Linked DNA regions of Mus musculus: all the other regions are linked to region 1. The links are chromatin loops, found by intact Hi-C in ENCODE. Cell type or tissue: gastrocnemius. All regions are shown on one strand. Links, peaks and the distances in the headings refer to the core of each region. The heading gives the core; the rest is flanking DNA.

Region 1 (3,461 bases), core at 603-3,102:
TGGCTATACAGCCATATAAGATAATAAAGAATGGTTCTGATTGCATTAAAAAAAGTGTTTGAATTTTTAAAAAATCAGACAAGCATGAGAAACATAAATACACTCACCACAATGTGACCTCTCTAAACCAAGCAGAATAAATGTCCAGAAATACTACATGGGCTGAAAATTATAATCTAGAAAGTAAGGATGGCTCAGACTGGAGCAGGTGACTCTTAGGAATGGGTAGACTATATCGCTCAGTGAGCGTCCTCACTATGGTTTGGGTAGGGTTGGTCCCCTAAGGTATGGGTGGGCATGCCTGTGAGTGTGTGTGTGTGTGAGTGTGTGGTACGGTGTGGTGTGAGCACGTGTGCACATGCAAGTCTACACACAGTCTCCCTTGCCTGAGGGCATTCACTCACACCCTGTAGTTAATAGAGGTCTAGTACACTGGCAAACTTTAAGGTGTTCTGCTTTGGTTTTTGAGGTGAAGCCTTGGAAATCTGTCTAGGCTAGTCCCCATCTCCTGGCCTCAAGTGACCTCCTCTGTCTTGGCCTCCCAAGTACCTGGGATTACAGGCCTGAACCGGGATCCACTTGCAAATGCTTTAAATCTTTCACTAAAAGCATCCTGTGTCCAAACAGTTCACACACTCCTCCTCTGTCTCCCCCCTCAATTATGGCACAAGCTTCCTGATTAATCCTCTCTGCTGCCTACTGCCCCTCCTCCCACAGCCTCATCTCAGGCAGCCACAGTGGCCCTCATAGACCATGTAGACCCTGCCTCTTCTGGACGAACAACTTCACTTGCTCCCCCCAACCTCTTTCTAGTAAAAGCCAGTGCTCTCTGGATAAGTCACAGCCACACCTTTACCTCTTGCTACCTTGTCGACCTCATCAACACCCCCACCTGCTCACACCTCTTCTCCACATTCCTCCATGAGCTTTCCTGTTTGACACTGCTTTGGCCTGGAAAGTCCCCTTCAGTACCCCACACTTGCTTCAGGCCCTTAATCCTGGTCCCAGACCCCTAACCTGCCCCATTCTTTCTTCTTTAGGACCTAGCACCCCTGACACACTATACATTTTTACTTGCATGTCTCATTTAGCAGGTGTTTTTCTCAACATGAGGAATTCCTATCTGACTCCAGTGCCATATTTCTGGCTTTTGGGACACTGTTTGCAATGTCATGTGCACTCAGTAATACATGACATGACGTGAATAAAAAGCACAAGAGGGTGACAACTGTCACAGCAAGGAAGGGCAACAGTAAGACAGCAAGACAGTTGATGCAGAATATTACTCTGGCAGGACAAGGGCACAGAGAACAAGAAACACACAGAGAGGATGCCAAGGCATATTCAAAAGACAGGAAGTGCCTACATCAGAGACAGTTTGTGCTCAGAAAGAAGAGGTAATCAAGCAGGTGTGGACAAGCTGCACACACACACACATGCACCATGTATATCACACAAAGAAACAGACAACACAAATATGTGCATACATGCACATGAGTGCACACACACATACACACGGACAGCTTTAAAAGGGAACAACCTTCACAGTGGAACATGATTAAACAATACCCTAAGGAGTCAGACTGTATGGCAGCCTTCACCTTCCATGTAGAGAAGACCCACTTGAGATGATATGACAAATGAGAGTGAAAAAAACAAACAACAAGTCAACCTTCAGGTTAGAAAGAAGAGACAACGAGCAAAAAGACTCATCTCACTGGCAAATTCTGGGTAGTTCAGGGCGTGGGACACACAGGAACCAGACAGAAATAGAACAGAATACCCTGGCCTCAGGAAGGGGAGCAGAGGGGGAACCCACAAAACTAGGTAACTGTACTTCTGAGAAGTATAAGGGAAACCCAAGCCAAAGATCACTCCAGTGATACAGACTACAAAGTGCTGATGGACCAGAGCCAAACTGCCAGGGCATGAGGAAGCCCCAGTACCACCAGCCCAGCATGCAGTAGATAACCATCCTAGTAAAGAAGGCATTTGCCTTAATGATCTAATGAGGTGGAAGATGAATGAGGTTGAGGCTGCTGCAGTCCAAGCCTGCCACCTAGTGGTCAGATACATGCACACACTTTTCCAAGGGATAAAACCTTTCACTAAAAGGCCCTTGGAGCCAGGGTGTGCAGATGATGCCACCAGCTCTGGATGGCAGACCGCTATCCCAGACTGTTCTCTGGCCAGACCACAGCCAGGCTTCTGGGGCCAACTGAATGACGCAGACACTGTATCAGCTGGAGGCTGGTGCACGTGGCTGGTATCTGTCTAGATGAACCCTGGGCACTTGGTATCAAAGAAAGAAACAAGGAGAGAGAGGGAGAAGAAGGAGAAAAAGAAGAAGAAGAAGAACAACAACAACAACAACAACGAGGAGGAGGAGGAGGAGGAGGAGGAGGAGGAGGAGGAGGAGGAAGAAGAAGAAGAAGAAGAAGAAGAAGAAGAAGAAGAAGAAGAAGAAGAAGAAGAAGAAGGAAGAACAAGAAGAACAAGAACAAGAAGAAGAGAGAGAGAGGGAGAGAGAGAAGGAGAGAGAGGAGAGGGGAAGCAGAAGAGAGAGAGAGAGAAGAGAGGGGAGGCAGAGGGAGAAAGAATAGAGGAAGGAAAGAAAAAAGGAAGGAAAAGGGCAGGCCAAGAAGCAGCAGAAGCACATAGCCAGGACAGTTCCCCCATGCTCTGGCCAAGTCAGACAAGCAGAAGGCTGTCTTTTTCTCCCTCCATTAAAAAATACTTAAATATAATTAAAGATGAGAAGGATGGTTCAGTGGGTAAAAAGAGCATCAGGGCCTGAGTTCAGATCCTGGAGAGATGGCTCAGCGGTTAGGAGCACTGACAGCGGGTGGGAGTGGGTGGGTGGTTGGGGGAACACCCTCATAGAAGCAGGGAGAGGGGGGATAGGACAGGGGGCTTGGGGGAGGGGACCGGGGAAGGGGACAACATTTGAAATGTAAATAAAGAAAATATCCAATAAAAAAAATAAAAAAAAAGAGCACTAACTGCTCTTCCAGAGGTCCTAAGTTCAATTCCCAGCAACCATATGGTGGCTCACCACCACCTGTAATGGGCATCTGGTGCCATCTTCTGCTGTATCTGAAGAAGCGACAGTATACCCACATACATGAAATAAATAAATCTTTTTTTAAAAAAAGAAAGAAAGCTGGCTGTGATCCCACACACTTGCAACGCCAGCACTGGAGTGGGGAGAGATAGGAGGAGAGTTGGGGTTTGCTGTCCAGTCAATTTAGCAGGTGGTCATTGCCAGAGGGCAAGCTGGGTGTTAATGAAAGAACTTGTTTCAGTGGAATAGGGGCTAAATGAAAAAGCAGGGCACTCAACACACTCCTCTGGCCCCCATGGGTACCTATCCCTGCACATGCACATATACATGCACACACACATATGCACACACACAATACATTTTATATTATGTATATATGTGTTTAGAAGGAAATCAC
Region 2 (3,461 bases), core at 346-2,845, 490 kb before region 1:
TGGTACCTAGGCCTACCCTTTATAGATGCTTTTTTCTTGAGATGGTAGCAGACCAGCTGTGACTCTGTTCACACTCCCTAAATCACCTCCATCAGGGTTGCTAGTGTATGCATGTGGGCTAACATCTTCAACAGTCCACACTCAGAATTTCAGACCTGTGCTCACAATGTTCTAGGTGATTCTAAGGTACGCTAGGGTTTGAGATCTGCTCTTGAATGCTTGTGCACCCTATCGATGCCTTTTGGCTTCCAAGGCTGTAGTTTCTATCATTATTTCAGAGTCTCTGCAATTTTGTGCACAAGGTCCAGAGGGCTCTGTCACACTAAGTGCTGGGCTGTGGTCACATTGAGTGCTGGCCTGGGGTCAGCCTTCTGCAGTACTCATCACACATACATGAAAACACAAGAAGAGACAGATTATCCTTTTTATTCTTTATCTGGTTAAGCATGGATAAAAAAAAAAAAATCACAGTGCCTTTGCGATCCCGGTCCTGCCAGGGTCTTTCTGGGGCTGAGCTGGATGGCGAGTGTCGATGGCCCAAAAGAAACACAGTGAGCCAGGAATCTTGTCAAAGCAGGAGCTCAACTTTATGGCATCAGCCTCTCACTTATTTAAGTTTGGAGCATAGGAAGGGGGATTTTTTTGGTGGGGTAAGATGATATAGGAGGCGGGGAAGGGTGATGGAGGGTGCAGAGGCAGGGCCAAACAGGTCTTGCTGAGCCACCCTGAAACGGAAGTGACTGAGACCGACCTCAAAACTCAAACCAAGCTCGGGTTTGTCCTCGAGGCTCAAACCAGAACCAAAATGGGGCCCAACGTGCCTTATTCTACACGTAGTGATTTACATAAGGGCTTAAGAACTGCTAATTAGAAAGCATGGAACTCCTTGATCATTTAAACGTGGACCAATGCTCCTCATAGAGTATCCCCATGACCTGTAAGAGTTCACTACCTGCATTCCTATGAACTGCTGGAATAATTGAGGTTTTTTGTTTATTTTTTCTATTTTCTAGGAGACACTGGCATCACAGAACACAAGAATGATATCACCTGTGGTCATTTCCCGGCTGATTGATGAAAAGAAATCTATGGAAAATGGAGCAATATTGCCACAAGCCATTGCTCAGCCTCAGCTGTGTCCCACAAAGCCAGCTTTGGCCAGGCGCGATGGAGTGAGCATGCACAGGCGATTTGCTTTATCTCCAGACAGACTGGGAATTTTGACTCCATCAGATGATCAAGGACTGGAGACAGAACCGCTGTCTACAGGGGACAATCTAGGCAAAGGTTCCCACAGCGGTTTCTCGTCTATCACCATTACTGCCCGACGTGTGGGCCCTCCAGCCAGCAGCTTGGTATGGGACACTTTTAGGGACCCACTGTGTCCCAAGTGCAAAGCCAAGGATGCTCTGTTCCAAGAGCCCCCAGTTCTGGCTGGTGATGCCCATCTCTGTCAGCACAATAGACCCTTCACCTGTACAGAGTCCCCCAGCAATGGCTCCGTAGAGGGGATGAAGGTTTTCCAGGCTCACTCAAGGCTGAGTGCAAGGCAGGACTACTGGGTCACCCACACGAATGACAATGAGGACAGTTTTTCTTCAGACAATTCACCATCGAGAAAAGTCCCACTGGTGTTCAGTTCTTGTGTCCACTTCCGGGTGTCTCAGCAGTGTCCCAATGCCATTTACTATTTGGACAAGTCTCTTTCTGTTCCCCTTGAGCGACCTCAAATTGCTAGCCCCAAAATGCACAGGTCTGTCCTGTCTCTCAGCCTCCGCTGTAGTTCCCACCAGTTAACAGCAGATGGAGTAGACAGCTCAGCTAATGGAGAGCCAATCAGCACAGCTCTATCACAGGAACTCTCGGAGGGAAAGCAGGACCTCCTAGGTCCACAATGGGGCCAGCCACAAGGTGGTCACTGGAAGGAGAGCCCAGCATTGGTGCCAGTACATTTGGGGAGTGGCACATGCCCTCGGACTGGCTCCCCTCCACTGGAAAATGTCAAATTTGCAGACGTGGGAAGGAACCAGGTCCCAGTACGAAAGGAGAAAGAGGACCATGCAACATGTACCAGTAGCAGCCACACCAACCAACTCTCCATCCATATTCCCGGCTGGAGTTACAGGGCTGGTGAGTAGATGTTCACCTCAGAAGGTTATCCAATATCAGTGTCCAGCTAAGGGAGGGCTACTGAATTTCTTCTGTATAGCATCATCCCAGTAGATCGATCACATTGAGCATTTGGTCATCTCTGCTCCAAGTCAGCAGTTCATAAATTAGTGCTGTTGTCTGATTAGACAGATGTTCTCAGATTTGTAGATAACAAGAAACCTTCCATCAAGATCCCTATCCCAACAACAGTGCCAGGCCATACAGGCAACCCATAGCAAGCAGTGGCTTCCACAGCTGAAATAGAGTATGCTCACACCACATTCCAGAACAGGATAAGTAGAATAAAATGACACCCACACCCAGATTTTGTTTTTAACTTCTCAGGGGTCCAATGACTATTGAGAGTTCTAGAATCTGAGGTTTTTGCTTTTTAATCCTATCATTGATAAATGTGTTAGCATCAACATTTAAAAACTACACCTGAGTTGTATAATGGTGTGTGTGTGTGTGTGTGTGTGTGTGTGTGTGTGTGTGTAGGTGTGTAGTAAGTACAGCATGTTTCCTAATTGGGAAGTTGGAATGTTCCTTACCAATCAGCAGCAAAAGGAATCATGTGTCCTGGGTTGTGTCTGGAGCATCCTGGCTGGGCTTTGTTGCTATTTCTGCTATTTCAGGGCCAGACAGAATTTCCCAGGTGGGCTTCTCTGAGACCCTTTGGCTTTCGGGAGAGGAAACGAGTCTGTCTTGGAGGGAAGCAGCCCAGATTTCTCTGTCTCTGTCTCAGTTGTACTTTCTGTGAGACTGACTGGTTTATGAGTCATGGACTTTCCACTTGGGGAAAATATTTGAAAGAAATAATAGTAAAACTAAAAACGCAGCATATGCATAGTAATTTTATAGCATGAATTTCTTATCCATTTAGCATTTATTAATAAAAATGACTGTAAAACACTTAAAAACTATAATGCATGTGGAAGTATTAAATGATGTAATTAATTTTAACAAGTGTAGATATATTGGATGTTCAGAGATCTTTAGCGCCAATTCAATATAGCTTTTGGATTGATTAAACTATTGAAATGCCTGCATCAACACACTCATTGCATGCAGGAAAATGCAAGCAGTTGTTCTCTGTTCCAAAGATAAACGCCACTTTTGTATTTAAGGAAGTGCTCAAGCTGAACGCTTCATCCTTACTGATGATGATTCCAGAAATAGAGAGACTGCACTCTATGGTGAACGTGACTAGATGCTCTGTTTCAGAGTATAGAATAATCACTTGGAAATTTTTAAAAATCTCACCAAAGGCTCTTTAAAAATAACCAGATCCCGATCACAAATACATTTCA
Region 3 (3,461 bases), core at 346-2,845, 710 kb before region 1:
GATGATAGTGGACTAATCCTCTGAAACTGTAAGAAAGCCTCCAGTTAAATAATTCCTTTTATAACAGCTGCTTCTGTCAATGGTATCTCTTCATAGCAATAGTACAATAGCCACGACAGAAAGTTTGGAAAAGAAAAAAATAAGGGGCGCATACGATGGCTCATCTTTATCTCTCTTTATTTTGGGGTCTCAGAGGAAAGAGGACATGAGTTTGATAACATGAATGTAATTTTAAAATGACTGTTACCTTCCAGTCTCACCGAGCGACATCAAGGTTGTACAATAGTGTACATTGCAGTTCACTCTCAGTGCAATGCCCATGTAGGGACTGCCTGCTGTCTAAGAGACTCTGCAATGAGCCCTTTCCCATGCTGCTTTGCTTGGTTGGAATACTGACTTCATAAGGTGGGATCCCATTATGGCTTGAATGTGAAATGTGCCTTGTAGGCTGATATGGTTGAAAACTTGGTCCCCTGCTGGCAACAAACTGTGGGAGTATTGTGAAACCTTTGGGAGGCAGAGCCTTGCTGGAAGCTCTGTAGCCTAGGAATACTTCCTATCTAACTGTAGGTACAACGGAGCCAGCTGATCTTCTGCTCTGCTGCCATGCTCCCCTCACCATGATGGACTGGTCCCTTGAACTGTAAGCCACACTTACCCTTCTTCCCTTATGTTGCTTTTTGCTAGCTATTGTTTTACAGCTATGCTCCCATCTTCCTTAGTTATTCTTTCTGTTGTTGTGATAAACACTATGACCAAAAGCAACTTGGAAAGGAAAATATTTATTTCATCTTACAGCTTGTATTTCATCATGCAGGGGTATCTGGAGGCAGATGAAGAAATGCTGCTTACTGGCTTATTCACTCTAACCTGCTCATCCTGCCTCCTTATATATACCAGGGCCTAGGGTTGGCTCCATCCACAATGGACCAGACCCTCTTGAATAATCACTAATTAACAAAATGTCCTCCTGAATGGAGAACCACAATTTTCAGTTGTGGTTCTCTCTTCTCAGATAATTCTCAGATAATTCTAGATAATTGTGTCAAGTTGACAAAACTAAACAGAGTTCAAATATAACCAGGACACTCATAGCTGAGTGAACTTATTGGCAAGCTGTAGACTGACTCTGTGTGACTCTACCCTTGTCATTTGACCATCAAGTGGCTATGCCATGTCCTACCTTAGCTCCCTTTACTCCTAGGTCTATATTCTTTGCCCTGGATAATTTCTTGATTGTGTTTTCTCAGCAGATCAGGGGTGTAAACCATGAAAACGTTGCATGTCCTCTTCCCTCGTCTGCCAGATGTCAATTCTCAGTGTGACACAAGGGAACGGTGTCTGAGCATACCTGACATTTCCACCTGGTGTTACGTCATACGTCAGTTGCTTTGATTTTCATCTCAGAGTCTCTTCTTTAGGACTGGGCACATGTACTTTTGTGGACTTCTGGACTCCCTGGGACATCTAGCTTGGGTGCACTGAGTGTGACTGGAGTGTGCCTTGGTCTTCCCAGGAAGTGAACAGAAGCAGGCATTGCACAGGGCAAATAAATGCAGCTACCACCAGGGGGCACTCTAACCTTTATGTGGTTTGTACCTGGAGGTACAAATGGCCCCATCACCTTCTCCACAGAGGAAGGTAGTTTCTCTGAGATTTACGGTCTCCTTTGGCTCAGACACTGCTTTGTGAGGATAAATCTCTGTGGTTTCTACATGCTATGGAATCCGTATGCGCTCTGCTGGCATATTGCAGTTGAAAAAAAAAATGAGCCTCTTGAAGGCATTCCCCCTTGTATCTTACAGTGATGGATGACTATGGCTGAAGCTGTCTTTTCCCAGAGCACAAATGCATTCCGTTGTTCTCTTTAGAACCCACTGTTCAATTGATTCCGACACTAAAATATAATAAGTGGTGTCAGGGAAAGGTTGGTGGGTGGTTTGGAATTGTGAGCCGAATCCTCTGCCTTCTGGCCCTTGCTGAGTTTAGTTAAATGCAGTGTTCAGGTGCCAGTCAGTAGCTCAGTCAAGTGGAAGGGGAGCCAGGGCTTGGGATTGGGGAGTGAAAGATTGTATTATGTAATGGAAACTACTTTTATCTCTAGCTGCCCAAATGTAACTGGCTTGAAATTCCTCTGACCAAGATTGTGATGTTGGAAAATGCAAGGTGATTTGGGCCTCACAGAAGGGATAGCCCAGCCGAGTCTGGGCCAGTGTGTTTGTAGTTTGTTCAATGATTTTCATATGCTGCCTGGGCAGCATCCTTTGTAATGAATCCCAGAGTGGAGGCAGGGCATGGATGGCTGAAGCTGGACAGTAGTGTGTATCTTGGTTCTGAGACAGGAGAGGCCAGGCTACCAGGCAGTGCTCCATCCCTTATGTGGGTTGACATATGGTGTGTTTGATATTCTCACCAAACTGACTATCAAGGTCCAGCTATCAAAGTGTTGAAGTCCAGCAATCAAAAGCCCCTTTGGTTCACCTAATTAACACATCCAACCAAAAATAAACACCTTATCCTAACATGGGGTTTCCCCTTGTCTCTTTATAAACTGCCATTTTCCTATGTGCCATGTCTGGGTCCTCTATCCAGAGCTAGCCCTTCGTCTCACTCTGGGTCAAGCACCTCATCCCTTTCTTCCTTTCTCCTTTTCTCCCCTCTCCTTTATTCCCTCCCCTTCTCTCTCTTGTTCGATCTCCTGCTTTTGTGCCTTATCCCTGCACTCTGCCTCCTGGGGCGACTAAATATCCTTTTACTGAGAACTTGGATTTGGGGGTCCTGGGCTGATGCTTTTCCTTTCAGAGGACATGGGCATTTAGTTATTTGTGGGCTGGCCAAAACAGACCCAATTTATCCAGTAGATAGATTTTGAAGAGGAAGAGATGCCCCCCTTTTTTTGAGGAAGAGATCTTAACACTGAGAAAAGTAACCATGAATGTTGAGGTTGGCCATGAAAGGCTGGTCCTGATCACCAATGGAGGCAATACAGCTAAATGTTTTTTACTTACAAGAAACAAAACAAAACAAAAACAGTTTACATTTGGAAACTTGTCATCCTGGTCCTTTAATAAGAAATATCTCTATAGCATCTTTGGTTCTTCTCCTGCGCTGACAGAGCCTATGTTCTAGGCAAAGAAGCACAGACCCCACACTACATTAGAGAAGTTGATTCTTCTAGAGGAAGAGTTTCTTCCTTGGTGCAATCGTGTATGTGCACATGCACATGCACACACACACACACACACACACACACACACACACACACCTGTGTACATGCGCATACACACATTCATACTTGTCAATCTACATTTTGCTTTCATAAAATTTTGCTTTTACCTTCTTTAATATGTGACATATATTGTCTCTTCCTCCAGTTAACAGTCATCATCAATTGCCCTACCTCCTATAAACAAAAAGAAACCCAAGAAACCCCATATGCCCATGTGCTCATACTGCCTGCT

What was found. A loop is a pair of places that touch in the nucleus more often than their neighbours do. Peaks named below come from ENCODE experiments on the same cell type or tissue, not always from the same donor. Only the 100,000 strongest peaks of a DNase experiment are listed, where the experiment ranks them.
Region 2: a loop joins it to region 1, with 13 times the contacts of the local background. A loop is called at or near these places in 17 of 42 quality-filtered maps.
Region 3: it touches region 1 in a loop (20-fold over the local background); 14 of 42 quality-filtered maps call a loop at or near these places.

Annotation. Positions count from the first base shown.
Region 1 is chr7:133,855,116-133,858,576 of GRCm38, reverse strand. The region is part of intron 2 of Fank1 (fibronectin type 3 and ankyrin repeat domains 1); the gene reads right to left. Among named protein-coding and RNA genes, the nearest start is that of Gm51500, 77 kb to the left of the region's middle. In gastrocnemius, for the core only: no CTCF peak of the experiment used is centred there; a DNase peak (open chromatin) is centred at 2,105.
Region 2 is chr7:134,347,381-134,350,841 of GRCm38, reverse strand. D7Ertd443e (DNA segment, Chr 7, ERATO Doi 443, expressed) reads left to right here. Exons shown (of 9, transcript NM_001199941.1): 3 at 1,014-2,130. Among named protein-coding and RNA genes, the nearest start is that of D7Ertd443e, 16 kb to the left of the region's middle. In gastrocnemius, for the core only: a CTCF peak has its summit at 1,789; a DNase peak (open chromatin) is centred at 1,816.
Region 3 is chr7:134,564,628-134,568,088 of GRCm38, reverse strand. No RefSeq gene overlaps it. Among named protein-coding and RNA genes, the nearest start is that of Dock1, 100 kb to the left of the region's middle. In gastrocnemius, for the core only: a CTCF peak has its summit at 1,562 (motif pointing right); a DNase peak (open chromatin) is centred at 1,565.